5 separate regions of the Homo sapiens genome follow, and all the other regions are linked to region 2. Evidence: chromatin contacts called from ENCODE Hi-C or POLR2A ChIA-PET data. All regions are on one chromosome and are shown on one strand. Each heading gives the region's core, a stretch centred on a gene start or an enhancer-like site at or near the end of the contact. The rest is flanking DNA. Distances are from core to core; before and after follow the strand shown.

Region 1 (2,700 bases), core at 157-2,656, 670 kb after region 2:
TAGTTGCTCTTCTCTGGATAAATTCCAAATTGTCAATTTCACTTTTAAACTTTTATGCTCAGAACTGAGTAGGATATAGCTGCTGTACTCGATGCAGAAAACTCATGCAAAAAGTAGCAGTTTTTCTCCAGTGGTTATGCTCAACTGTTTTAATATACTGCTTTGTCACACAGTCATGCCTGGGGCAGTTCAAGATCCTTCAGATCAAGACCTGGGCTCTTCTAGGAAGTAAAATACAAAGGTTTTACTGCAGAGGATACCTCTGACAGAAGTCTGTCTTTCTCTCCCTCCTTTGTATTTTAAGTTGCATTTTGTAGATAACTAAGTCAAAGCACTATTCAGCCCCTGAATAATAGAAGCAAGCCCTCTAAATAATAGAATGCATTAAATAAGAATTCCAAACATTTTATACATATGACACTTGGAAAGAGTTTTCCTGAAAGTAGCCTGAACTGTTAAAAACCTTGGTTCTAGCCATAATATTGATGATCTGTTTGAACTCCTGAGTCATACAATCTCTCATGTAGGTTAGGCTGCTAATATAATACCTTATGGCATCTAACAATGACAAAAATCATTTTGCAGTTGAGTCAAGCTTAACCATACCATGGGCAGGTAAGTTTTTATTTAAAAAAAATTTCCTACTTGAGTGCCCATCAATTCCTCTCTGCCTGGGTTATATTTGTCTCTTTATATTTTTCAATATAGTTCCCAAGAGAAAATTGATCTTATTTCCAGTTCCTAATGAAAATATGAGATTTTAAAAAACTGTAATGAAAGGTTTCAATTTATAGAGGGTGTGTTCTCTTCCTCAATCTGGAATATCTGCAATACCTTCCCTCAAGTGAAATGTTCAGCTTATTTAGAGGATATCAGGATGGTTTGCTATTTCCTGTGCCTCATGACTGCATACGTATTTGCCATCTGATATTTAATAAAGCCATTCAAGGACCATGACATTTCGTTGGATGGCACAGTAAGGAAAGAAGTCTGATGAGACCCAAACATGCGTGGCAGGAATTGGAGGAAGGTACAAGGAAAGTATCTTTGCTTTTGCATTTGGGAGATTCAAAGAAGCAGGTTTTTTGTTTGTTTCTTAGAAAACAACAAAGTTGTCTCTCCCCCCTACTACACAGAACCACTTTCAGAGAAGACTTTCAAAAGCTTCGACAACAACAAAAAACTAAACTAAAACTAAACAAAGGCTCCCCGGCTACTAGAACAGGGTTTGCTTCATCTTCAAGCTGTTCTTTCACAGCCATGTCCTAGTTATGACAGTGTGGGAAGTCGGAATGACAACCACCAAACCAAACTGGTCTCTGTCTTCACCTTCTCACAGAAAAAAAAAAAAAAAGCCCCATCTTGGAATGTGCTCTGAAGATTTTCTCGTCTCACTGTAGCTAGGAAAGAATTCACCCCAGAGGCTAGAGCAACATGCTTGGCTAAGCTTCCCACAAAACCAAGGACTACTTGCCTTAAAGGTTTTCCTTTCATTGGAATCGCTTATGCATATGTCATCACTGACTCATATCTCATAAACATGATTTACAAAAAAAGCTTGTCAGCTGGGTTTTATTAAATAGTAAATTAAAAAAAAAAACCTGCATCCAGAATATCCAACAAGCTCAACACCCACAAATTCACTGGCTCATCTTCCAGCATCATGTGGTGGTTGATAAGTCTGAAGAACACACACACACCTCATCAGCTCCCATCAAACTCTCTCTGCACCCACGGGAAAAGCTCCACATTCATAGAATTCCTCCCACACATGCCTGCACCCCATCAGCACAAGCAAAGATGAGGATTTACTCTGTGAGTCCAAAGAAAATAAATTGCTCCATTTATACATGACACATGAAAGAAAAAGTCATGCTTATGTCAAGCTAGAAATACACTTTTTAAAAGACAAAATTGTTACTTAAAAAAGGAAAAGTGCTTTGGCTCTGGAATGCCTGGTGGGTGCAATAATTCAATTAAAATTCATTGTTCTGACTCTGGCAAGTATTCATTTGTTCACCAATATTTTAGAGAGATCTATTCTCATTGGTTCTTCGAGTTCATGGAAAGCTTCATGTCATCTTATTGGATTGTCTTGTATTTTAAATGATTACTATATAGGCATCCTGGGAAGATGGAAAGACATTAAAAACCCTAAATCCTAGGCACATCTTCTATCTACTTTACAAAATAGTGTGTATGAAATAATTCAACAGAAGCCAAGGGTATGGAATCCTTAGTAAAACCTGAAATAAGTGAACAAAATTATGCCTTTCAGATTCTGGAAGGCATTTATATACCTTTCCACACCAGTAGTCTGGATTTAAACTGTGATGATAGGAGATCTAGGATTTATAATGAGACCAGTTTAAGTTATTGTGCTCATGATGTATTTTATTAGAGTAGCACTACTGATGACAAACATCTTTTAAAAATGGATAAAGGCAGCAACATGACAGAAGTTTGTTTTCAGCTCATATAAGCCTTAAGAATTGTTTTCTTCATTAGTGCATGACTTTCCTTCCAGTTGTGATTCTGGGACCTAGTCTTCTGTCATACTGTGGCTCTGATATCTTCAATATATGTTTTCCAAAACAAATTATCCAAGGCATCTGGGTGAATCTGAAACTAAAGGAAAGAGCATAGGAAATGACATGTAATCGACTATTGTGGACCACCATGGAAGTAGCACTTGCCACT
Region 2 (2,700 bases), core at 56-2,555:
CTGTGTTCATTTGTTCATTTATTCATTCAATGAACTCTTACTACTTACATCAACAGCATGCACACATGAAGACAATGCTTTAAGTGTTATTGTCAACTCCAAACATATTCCCCGGGTAGTCAGAGAAGGGAACACTAAATGGTGATGGGGTAGGGAAAGGTTTCAAAGAGTGGGGTGATGTTGGATATAGGCCTTGACGGTTGAACGGGAGTTTGCCCGAGGGCGATGTTCATCCCAGTCAGAGAGAATGGAGGAATAATGGATAATGGAGGAATTAATTGCAAGGATTCAAAGATGTTACCTATCTCAGCGTTTAGAGATGTTGATGTTTACTGTGTAACAGTTGATGACTGGTGAAGTTTTTGCCTGTGTGTAGGAGTGTTGGTGTGTAGGTATGTTTCTGTGTTTGGGGGAAGGATGTGTGTGTGTGTGTGTGTGTGTGTGTGTGTGTCGGGGGGTGGGATTAGGACGGGATGGATGGACATGTTGGTAGAATTCAGCATGAAAAGGCTTGATGTACCTGAATATCACTAGACCTTTGAGAAGATAAGGGTCCTCCACTGAGACATGAAACAACTGGGTGGCTGGCGAAAAGCTGTCACAATAGCAAAGGGTTCTTCAGAACTTCAGTGGTAGCCTGTCACCTGTCACCTTGCACCGGTTTGAGACTCTTTGAAATCTGGTGCCTGCCTATGCAGCTCCATCGTCTTTCTTCCTTCTGTGGCCCCTCCAGGACAGCTAAATGCTAGGTTGAGGTCAACAAGGAGTAAAACCTACCCTAGGCTTTGAAGTAGTTTGTAATCTTGTCAGATGAAACAGGAGGCGGGGAGGATGTCATGCACTGGGCGTTTCCGGAGAGCCATCTGCAATCGCAGCCACCACTCTCGGTTTGCATTGACTTTTTCCTATTTTGTTGGGTTCAGACAGGCATAGTACAAAAACACAAGTTACTTCTCAAGCCATATTCAGCCATTCACTCAGCCAGCATTTATGTTCCAGGAACTATTCCAGCCTCTGTGAATGAGTTCAGAACAAGGAATGGTTATTCAATGGCAACAAATTCGTCCATTCTTACCCTTGGTGAAATTAATCACCTCCCTGAACCTCAGTTTCCCATCTGTAAGATGGGCATAGCAACTCTTTCCTAACCAGAAGGTACCTGTGGAAGCCTCTGGCTCAGCAGGTGAGAAGTGTGTTTGTGTTCCTCTCCCCGACGCCCTCCCTCAGTACTTGCTTCCCAAGACATTGCTTTCCTTTGTTGGGTCAGAGGTGGGGTGTCGTTCCCCTTGCCACCAGCAGATGGTGCCCAACAATCCCCTGCAGGGAACCGAGGCTGCCCGCCTCCCCCAGTCTCCCCACCATCCAGCTCCCTTCCGCCCCTTCTCTGGGACACGTCAGTCATTCCAGGTCCCAGGCAGAAAGTTACACAAAACACTTTGTGTCTGTCAGCAGATTCCTGGAAGGTCACGCTGAATGATGAATGCTCCTGGGTAGGATTGGAGGGCTCTTTTTTCTTTCTTTTTTTTTTTTTTTTCCTTTTCTTTCTTTCTTTTTTTTTGTCTCCCATGAATTGCATCACTGGGCAGCCTCTTGGCTGTATTCAGCCGACTCCTGCGGTTTTTAGACCTTTCCCAATTGTTCGGTGTCTGCTTCCTCTCCAGGACCCTTCTGGCCAAGGCAGGATATTCAGGGTTGGCTGTGGCCAGGGAGCTGGCCATTGTCTAGCACATTCCATACACACACCCTGCCCAGCCCATCCTCCACTCCCAGAGCCTGGACAGACTGTGGTCCTTGGGACAGAGACCTGGTGCATTGCTGTGACCCCAGGTGACAATCTCGCTGCCCTGATTTCCAAATAAGGGGAGCCTGGCCTGGCAGAGAAATGAGCCTAATTTCCAAAGTTGAATTTCCGCCAGGATCAGAGCCTTTATATATCCTGGTCTTCGGTGTCCCCCTTCTTCCTGACCACATATAGACTGCTTATGATATTTTTTAACTTTGCCAGCTCTTTACCCAAATTGAGTAGCCATTTTGCTTTTGTAGATATCCTGAGTTGGCTCCAATTTAACATCCTGACCCATCATCCTGGTGTTAGGTATTAGGACCATGGTCCTGATATTTTGCTTGAGGAAAATGAGCCATACCACTCAGAGGTGTGGCATATGTGGCATGTGAAAGCACCTTTCTCCTCCATCAGTGGCCTTACTGATGCAGGGCAGTGGGAGTGAGTGTATGTACACAGAGCAATACAAATGAACCCTGCTCTCAAAGTCTGCGCAAAGGGGAGTGAGAAGACAGAGCAGGTGTAGTCCCTGGAGTGAGCCCTGCTGCAGAATAGATGGAAGGGGTGGGTCCAGGAACCCCGAAATGGAAGCAGCAGTGGCTCTGCTCCCCATCACCCCGAGCAATCACGTGGGGATTTGTGTCTGTCTCTGCAATTTTAGGCTCTGAGGATCTAAAGCTCTTGGTGCCCGGAGGGGAAATAATTATTAATACCATCAGGGAATACAGTAAAGAGCCCACTAAACGTAAAGCTGCAGTTGCTGCCCGGTCATTTTGGGTTCATGTGCCAATAGATCACTGGGCAAGGAAAGGAGTTACTACCTCGGTAGGAGTAATGAACCCAGCCAGGTATGGTAGCTCATGCCTGCAATCCTAGCACTTTGGGAGGCCGAGGCAGGTGGATCACCTGAGGTCAGG
Region 3 (2,700 bases), core at 150-2,649, 720 kb after region 2:
TTGGCATTTTCTTCCAAGCTCACTGTTAGTTTGCAGAATTCAACTCCTTGTAGTTGTGAGACAGAACTCCTGAGGTTCTAGAAGACACCTGTCATTCTCTGTCATGTGGCTCTTTCCACAACAAGGCACCTGTTTTAAATGGCTCGCCTGATTATATCAGACTCACTCAGGATAATCTCTCTTAGACTACCTCAAAGTCAATTAATTAGGGCCCTTAATTACATTTTCAAAATCTTTTCACCTTTGATGTATAACTGATCTAGTTACAGAAGAGATACCCTTCCTATTGCTCCTACACTCAAGGGGTAAGTATTGTACAAGGATGTGGGCCATTGGGGGTCACTTTAGAAGTCTGCCTGCTGCATGGGCTCTTCCCTCATTGTGTGCCTCCTCGGGCTTGCATGCTATCTAGAGGACCCAATCATCCCACAGAAGAATGATGTCAGCAGGAAAGGCCGGGAGTAGAGTGTATGTGCACTGTGTAGCCTGTGAGTAGACCTGGTTGGCTTTGTGACCTCAAGTAAGTCATTTCAAGTATATTTGCTTTTCCTATTGGGAGTCAATTCTCCATTGGGTTTTCCCATTTCTGAAGGTATTGCAAGCAGAAGCACTAAAAGATAACTATATTTTCAAGGATGTTTGTATAGCAAGAAGCCTTGGAAGATATAGATAGCATCATCCTCCAGAGTAGAGGGTAAGTTTGTTAAGTGCCAGGTAAAAGAAAGATAATGTCTTCCTTCTGGGAAAAAATTCCCACAAGTTTGCTTGCAATCTAGTATAAAAGATTTGAGTTCATGAGATTGGAGTTCCTCATTTGTGATGCACACCTGTGCATGCAGCATTCACCTGAGTCCACTTTTGTGTTGCCTCCATTAGAAGTTGGAACAAGGCGAACCAATGCAACCATGAAGTTTATGCTGCTGTCTGTGTTGTAAACAATGGTCCTTTGTCTCTGGTCCAGGAGTCTCATTTCTTCTGCCGGCACTCATGAACCTGCAATAGCTAACTTGCCTGGTTGCAAAGAAAAGAAAATCTCAGATATTCCATGGTTCTTAACATTTCCCCATAGTACCTTTATATGAGGGGTGCTTCCAACTTCACTTGCTTAACACCATGACCTATGGTCCTTCTAACTCACCCTCTAGTATCACTTCCTCCTTGGAAAGTTTCTTAACTCATCCCCTTTCTTCTAGAAAAAGTCATTCACACTCTCTTCCACACAGTACTTCCTCCTTCCTCCTTAACCACAGTTTCACTTTCCAGTTTCACTTTTCAGTTACCTATGGTTAACTGCAGTCTGGAAACATTAAATGGAAAATCTCAGAAAGAAATCATGTTGTAAATTGTGTGCCATTGTGAGTAGCATGATGAAACCTTGTGCTGCCTTGCTCTCTCCTGCCCAGCACTTGATTCATCCCTCTGTCCAATGTATCCACACTGCGTATGCTCCCGGCCTGTGAGTCACTCAGTAGCCATCCCAGCTCTCAGAATCACTGTCCTGGTATTGCAGTACTTGTGTGCAGGAAACCTTGTTTCGCTTAATAATGGCCTCAGAGTGCAACAATAGTGAAACTGGCATATTGTGATCAAGGTTCTATTTTATTATTGTTGTTAATCTCTTACTGTGCCTAATTTATGAGCTAAACTTTATCATAGGTATGTATGTACAGAAAAAAGTGTAGTATGTATAGGGTTCAGTACCATTTGCAGTTTCAGGCATCCAGTGGGGGTCTTAGAACATATTCCATAGAACATATTCCCCACGGAAATGGAGGGACTACTGTATTACCCTTCCACTTATGCCATAAAGGTCAGATTAAAAGGAAAACTGTCTTCCCCAAAACTACACATCATTTTGAGAATAAGGAATTGCAACATATCTAGTTCTATATAAAATCTACTATAGAGGACTTTCCCAAATATTTTACTTTTCAAATCAGATTAGTATTTGGAGAAGAGACATTAACATGAAGCAACCTCAGTAAACATTGGTATTGGATCTCCATAGAAGTCTCTTAACGGGATTATTAACAAAGGGGGCAAAGAAATGTAATTTAGGTGTAATTATTTCTCTGGGGATTGGGAGTTGGTGATGACCTCCCAAGTTCATTTCTTGCACGTTGTCACAAACAAGGATATCAAAACCACTTTAGGAACGCAATTGGGTAAGAGATGTATGTTGCAAAGATCATGAATAGTAAATAGAAACTTGTGACTTGGGAAAAAACTTCCAGTGACAACCTTTTATAAAGATTCAAGAAGATCTGCCTCTCAAACCTAAATAAAGATTAGGCGCACTAGGTGACTCAAAGAGCGCTTTGATTGACAAGGAAGACATGATACTGAGGAGACAGGATGAGTTCAAATAAACTTGCATCAGGAAATGAGCAGAGAAAAATTAACATACTTTACACATGATTGAATGTTAAATGTGTAGCTATTTTGAAAGGTAGATATTTTATTATTTGGCTACCTTAGTTATTTGTAGAGACATTGTGTGTGTGTGTGTGTGTGTGTGTGATCCTATTTTGCACTTCCTGACAAGGAACCTGTGGCTGTCGTTATATTCACAGCTCTGCTGTATTCGGTGGTAGTTAGTAAACGTTCCCTGCATCTTGCACGTGATAGACAGTCTCCACTTCTGAATGAGATGAAGTTAGAGATCATTGTATCCTCAACATTTTGCATCCTATTTGACAC
Region 4 (2,700 bases), core at 13-2,512, 640 kb after region 2:
CAGGAAGACAAGTGATTAAAAATGAGGCCGACAAGTGTTGTAACAAATGTGAGCACACAGAGTAATGGGAACAAAGGGAGAATAAAAGCAGTTGTGCCTGGGGATAGCTTCAAAGTAGAAACAATTTTTCAGATAAATTTTGAAGGATAAATAATTATTCCCAATGAGAACGCATTACAGGCAGAAGCAAAATTCTGTACCCATCACAAGGACCAGATAATAAGAACAATTTTAGCTTGGATGTTGCTTAGGAGTGTGATGATAAAGAATGGTAGAAGATAAATTTGAATTGAATTTGAAAATTTCAGAGTTTGGACACAGATTGCAAAAAATTTGAAAATCATATAAAGGATTTCAGATTCTTGCCTTGCAGCCTTCAGGAGAAGTAACTGAGCAATAGTTCAAACACTGGTTTTTCCAAACTTGCTTTTTGGTCACTGTATCCATCTGATCTTTCTTCCGTCTTTACTAAAAAAGAAAAAATGAAAATGCTGTTTTGCTAAGGAAACTAAGAACACTTACTGAACCATTCAAATTTCCTTTCTCTCCTTCATTCCCTCTCCCTCTCTTCTTCTGTTAGTCATTTTCAAAGTACTCTCTTAGTGCCGGGTCCTGAGCCTAAGTATTCAGAGATATGTGTAAAATCACTACCTTCAGAAAGTTCACAATCTAATAAGAGAGGCAGATAAATAGACAACTGCAGCCCAGCACATGCTGGTAGAATGTTACTCACAGCTGCTGGGAGAACACTGCTTCCTGACCAGGGTCCAGGAGACCAGAGAACATGAGGAGATGATGCTTGTGTGATTTAACTTTAAAGGAGCCTTGCTTCATTAAATTTCTCAGTAGTAAGGTCTTATTTTGAAGAGGTCCTAATTACACTGCCCTACTAGAGAACAAGTCTGCAGGTTACACTAATACAAAACCTTTCAATGATCTGAGTTAATGGAGTGGCAAATGACATGGATTCGTGGCATTCTAGTATGGCAGCAAGGGTGTCCCTTTTTGGCAGGGGGTCTTTATGGCGTCTTTAAAATTGTTGGTAACTACACATTGCACTACTTTGAAGAAAGCCTGACCTTGACCGCCAGCCAAATAGATACAGAAGAATGGCCTTGGGGGAAGAGTCAATGCTTTCTGCAGGAGCTACACTGCTCAGAAGCCACAAAAGTGATGCTTCATCATCTGGCACCCTCCCACATAAACTGTGCCCCCGGGCCCACAGCCGCCTCTCAGAAGCAATGGCACTAAGCTTTTACTGTCTCCAGCGTGCACCAACCATGTCTTTGTGGTTAGCAGATGCATTGGTTTCGCAATTAAAGGCTAATGAGCCTGAAAGGAAACCATGAGTCTGACCTTAGAAGATTTCGTGTGCTCAACTTCACTGAATCATCAATGAATTTATGAGCCAGGTGAAGGATTTCCAGAGACAAGATGCGCAACCATTCCCCAAAATGTGACTTTGGGGGAAAAGGGAGAAGGGTTAGAGTAGTTAGAGTACCTGTTTTCAGATCTGGGAAGAGTCTCTCAAATTTTCAATCCCAATTTTAATCTTGTGAATCTTTCATTAATCCTATATTCCTTTTTTCACTTTTCAAGTTGTCCTCAGAGAACACAGATTTTATCTGGCCTGACCCTTCTAATTACAGCTGAAATAAAAATCCTTGTCATGAGAGTAACGGCACCTTCACCTTGAATTAAAAGATCATTCTGGATCATTGAAACGAGAAGTACTTTGCTTAACGGAGCATCAGTGGGGGCCAGTTGAGTTTCTGTGCTCATTGGTTCTGTTAGTGTGTTTAGGTTTACAGAACAATGTGAACTCCTTTCTTCATGGGTGCTCATTGTCTTAGCAGAGTGTGACTTCCCTAATCTCACTTCTGACAAAGGTGTTTATTTATCCACAGTTTTATTCCATCTAACTTTAGGAAATTACTCTTGCTAACTTGTTCATTATGCATTCCTTTGCTATTCTTTTAGTGGATACCTAGATATTATACCATGCATCTTGAGATATCGCTGTCTAACACAAATTATTACTTTTACTACTTTCATACTCCTGCTAGAGACTTAGGGCACTTTAATGTCCTTTGCACACTCTTGCCTTGAATAATAGTGACTGTTAGGCCTTTTCATTGGAATTCCCAGGACATTCAAGTTATTGCATTTTTTATAGCCAATATTAATTCCTCTACCTCCATAGTTACCCTTTCCTGTGTTCTTCATTCCCTCATACATTTTCATGTTTCCATCAATAACTATTTTCCTTCTGTAAGGTGATACACTTTTCCAGCTTTTGTTTACCAAAAACATCTTTATTTTATCTATATGCTTCAGGAATATTTTAATTGACCATTAAATTCTAGATGATGATTAATTTTCTTTGTATTTTTGTAGCTTAAAGGTGATGAGCTTCCTGAATATTCGGACTGTCTTTTATCAATTTTGGAAAATCCTTAGCCATCATCTGTTTGAATATTGCTCTAATCTGTTTCCTCTCATCCTTCTAAGACTCCAGTTACACATACGTAAACATGTCTGAGCGTGTCCTGCATATCTTTCCCTTTTTAAAAAAAATCTGTTCCTTCTTCTTTCTTTGTTTAAGTTCTGGAGTACATGTGTAGGGTGCGCAGGTTTACAGAGGTAAATTGTGCCATGGTGGTTTGCTGCACCTATCAACCAAACACCTAGGTGTTAAGC
Region 5 (2,700 bases), core at 28-2,527, 690 kb after region 2:
AAGTTGAAGATGAAGGTGAAGCAGGGTTGGCTTCTTCCTGGCTTGCAGATGGTCACCTTCTCACTGTGTCCTTATGTGACCTTTCATCCTTGTTTGCACATTCCTGGTGTCTCTTCCTCTTTTAATAAGGACACAGGTCTTATCGGATTAGCTTCCCACTCTTTTGACAGCATTTAAACTTAATTAAATTGGTAGAGGATGGGAAATTACTTAATGGTACAGCGTATGCTATTCAGGCAATGGGTACCCTAAAAGCCTTGACTTGACCACTATGTAATCTATACATGCAAAAAAATTACACTTATATCCTGTAAACTTACATGAATAAAAAATTAAATAAGCTTAATTATCTCCTTAAAGACCCTATCTTTAAATACAGTCACATTGGGTTACGACTACTTCCACATGCGGATTTTAGGGGGACAGAACTCAGTCCATAACAACAGAAGACCACTGAAATTGGAAGAGGCGTGTGATTCATTCCAGCTGCTGCACTGCGGCAGATCCCAAGCAGTGGCACTGACAAGCTGTGTCACCAGGCAGAGGCTGACACAAAAGAGCAACCCAGCGGACTAAAGGCCACATCTATAGCAGCTTAGAAGCTGCCTCAGCCTCATGCTGTGGGTCCGGCGCAGGTTAAACAGGCTTGGGCAAGGCTAAGAAGGGACACAGCGGGGGTTGCTGAAGAAGAGTCAGGAGTTTGTCCTCCTAAGACCAGGGCAGTTTAGAGACATCATTATCACATTTGCATCTCTGGTTCCTAGGAGACATCGGGGCACAGGGTAAGTGTTCAATTATTCACCAATGAACTTCAAATGGTTAAATAGTTGAGAACACAGGGAGCTCCCCATTACTGGCTGCATCTGTCCAAGGGGCTATGAAAAGTGGTCGTGCATTGAATGAGACCTTGAAAATCTTGTCCTGGTCTAACAGTCTGACTCTTTGTTTACATAACAAAGTGGATCATAAAAAATCCCCATCTCTTTCTACGTCTGAGTAGATTTTCTTAGTTTACACTGTCATCTTGTGAGCTATGTTTGTATTTTGCATATGCGTTTGCCCCATTTTGGGGTGGCATTTTAAGGGGATGATGACTTATAATGTTCCTTCATTAGAAACATTGTAAAGCAGGATAGGTTTTTATGGCTCTATGTCCTTGTGATGCACATATGTGGGCAGCACTAGTAGTATCTCATCAGAAGCTTTCTCTTCTTTCAACTGGGTCCACAGGTTGAACTCTTCCTATGAGTGGAGCCCTAGCACTGCTCATTGCCCTGCCTGGCAGTGGTGTGGGAGGAGCCATGGCCCACCGGCCCCAGATCTTTCTAAGGGGGACACTGAATTACATTGTTCATCTCAAGAGTTAAACTAGACAAAGTGGGCCCAAACCTAATAAGACAGCCCATTAGGAACATTTTCTGTGCTTACATCTTACTGACTTTTATCATAAATTAGAGATTTTGAAGAGAATGAGTCATAGAAAAAGAAAAAATAATAACCTGGTTCAGCAATCAGCATATTATATCTCCCCAGTGACTCATAACATCAGACTCAAGTCAGGACAAACAGAGTTCCTGTCAGAAAGAAGTGCAGTTAAAAATAAAAGCAAAAATAGGAAGGGGTGGGCGGGCAGGGTGGGGGGAGCAAAACCTTTTAAACTGTGCCTAGAACTCTCCCCAGCCTGGATTCCCTAATGAGGGATTTGAGGTGCAAATAGGCTGAAAAGCCTGAGTCAGACAGCAGGAGGAAGCAGCTCCCAGGGTGCAAAGACAAATGGATTTCTTAATAAAATCCTCCAGGAAAAGAAAAGCAGCAGAAACCATGAAGTATGGATTATTCGTTAAATACGAAAGGGGCCTGCAAGAGGGCTTCTCCTAATGAAATCGTGGCACAATTTCATGAAGAAACACAGGTTTCAGAGTTAAACCAACTTGCATCTTAATTGTGGTTCCACCAAAATTGGCCGTGCAAGCTTGGAAGGATCCTTGGTTTTCACATCTGTTGGATGAGGATAACAAGCCACAGCACAGAGCTGTTGTGAAGATTGACCGATGCTAAGCATGTAAAGCACTTAGCATGGTGTACACATTTACAGGAAAAAAGACTGACATTAAATAATAATTTGTCTTAAAACTATAGATGAAAATACATCTGGACAGAGTTTGCTGAAGCTTTAATTGATAGACTCAGATAAGTGTCTATCAAGCATGTCACAGAATCACAGCTTCGTAAGAGTGGATTCAGATGCCGCTGACTAAGGCCATGGTACCCTTGAACATTTTATTACAGCAGAAAAGGTTAAGCAGCTTTGGCTGGTCCAATAGTTTCCCTGTTCTACATGAGTTCCTCTTCTTCGGTTTCTCCCCAACCAGCCTAGCCAGTGCTTTTAGTGCACATTTGAAAACCCAAAAATAAGTTTGCAGCCAAGCAACTTTGGATTAAGCTTTGATTCTTCCAGTTACTACCTATGTGACATTGGCGAGATGCTTCACCTTTCTAAGCCTTAGTGGCACACCTGTGAGATGAAGTAAGTAGCTACTATCTTAAACAGATGCTATGGAATTTTGAATGAAGAACTTGAAATGTCTAGCATAGTTTGTGAGCACAAAAGTAATTGACAGACTATTTTCATTCCTCTCTCCTAACTAATGTATGCATTTTGTTAGCTATAAATAAGACAATCAATAGCAGAAACGATCT

The links. A loop is a pair of places that touch in the nucleus more often than their neighbours do. ChIA-PET counts read pairs that join two places held with the same protein, here RNA polymerase II (POLR2A). Pooled maps may share reads with other maps.
Region 1: a map of chondrocyte shows a loop between it and region 2 (5-fold over the local background). The contact joins two enhancer-like sites. A Hi-C loop is called at or near these places in 1 of 168 maps with a recorded cell type or tissue (chondrocyte) and 2 of 50 pooled maps. POLR2A ChIA-PET finds 5 or more read pairs at or near these places in 3 of 52 experiments (GM12878, OCI-LY7 and naive thymus-derived CD4-positive, alpha-beta T cell).
Region 3: a loop to region 2 is called in a map of sigmoid colon, with 2.4 times the contacts of the local background. The contact joins two enhancer-like sites. A Hi-C loop is called at or near these places in 1 of 168 maps with a recorded cell type or tissue (sigmoid colon), 2 of 37 single-sample maps with no recorded cell type and 3 of 50 pooled maps.
Region 4: a loop to region 2 is called in a map of GM12878, with 2.2 times the contacts of the local background. The contact joins two enhancer-like sites. A Hi-C loop is called at or near these places in 1 of 168 maps with a recorded cell type or tissue (GM12878), 17 of 37 single-sample maps with no recorded cell type and 8 of 50 pooled maps. POLR2A ChIA-PET finds 5 or more read pairs at or near these places in 2 of 52 experiments (GM12878 and WTC11).
Region 5: a map of PC-9 shows a loop between it and region 2 (3-fold over the local background). The contact joins two enhancer-like sites. A Hi-C loop is called at or near these places in 7 of 168 maps with a recorded cell type or tissue (B cell, CD4-positive, alpha-beta T cell, PC-9 and 4 more) and 10 of 50 pooled maps. POLR2A ChIA-PET finds 5 or more read pairs at or near these places in 2 of 52 experiments (GM12878 and naive thymus-derived CD4-positive, alpha-beta T cell).

What each region holds. Positions count from the first base shown.
Region 1 is chr2:12,533,350-12,536,049 of GRCh38, forward strand. The region is part of intron 4 of MIR3681HG (MIR3681 host gene); the gene reads left to right. Among named protein-coding and RNA genes, the nearest start is that of TRIB2, 180 kb to the right of the region's middle. Within about 2 kb of position 1,407, at least 7 of the 41 ENCODE cell types and tissues checked have a DNase peak (open chromatin) inside an H3K27ac peak, as active enhancers do.
Region 2 is chr2:11,862,511-11,865,210 of GRCh38, forward strand. All of the region lies in intron 4 of LOC105373430 (a long non-coding RNA gene), which reads left to right. Among named protein-coding and RNA genes, the nearest start is that of MIR4262, 27 kb to the left of the region's middle. RefSeq lists an enhancer at 973-1,022 and a silencer at 1,293-1,342. Within about 2 kb of position 1,306, at least 11 of the 41 ENCODE cell types and tissues checked have a DNase peak (open chromatin) inside an H3K27ac peak, as active enhancers do.
Region 3 is chr2:12,586,997-12,589,696 of GRCh38, forward strand. No RefSeq gene overlaps it. Among named protein-coding and RNA genes, the nearest start is that of TRIB2, 130 kb to the right of the region's middle. Within about 2 kb of position 1,400, at least 8 of the 41 ENCODE cell types and tissues checked have a DNase peak (open chromatin) inside an H3K27ac peak, as active enhancers do.
Region 4 is chr2:12,506,254-12,508,953 of GRCh38, forward strand. The region is part of intron 4 of MIR3681HG (MIR3681 host gene); the gene reads left to right. Among named protein-coding and RNA genes, the nearest start is that of TRIB2, 210 kb to the right of the region's middle. RefSeq lists a silencer at 1,360-1,409. Within about 2 kb of position 1,263, at least 2 of the 41 ENCODE cell types and tissues checked have a DNase peak (open chromatin) inside an H3K27ac peak, as active enhancers do.
Region 5 is chr2:12,553,840-12,556,539 of GRCh38, forward strand. All of the region lies in intron 4 of MIR3681HG (MIR3681 host gene), which reads left to right. Among named protein-coding and RNA genes, the nearest start is that of TRIB2, 160 kb to the right of the region's middle. Within about 2 kb of position 1,278, at least 5 of the 41 ENCODE cell types and tissues checked have a DNase peak (open chromatin) inside an H3K27ac peak, as active enhancers do.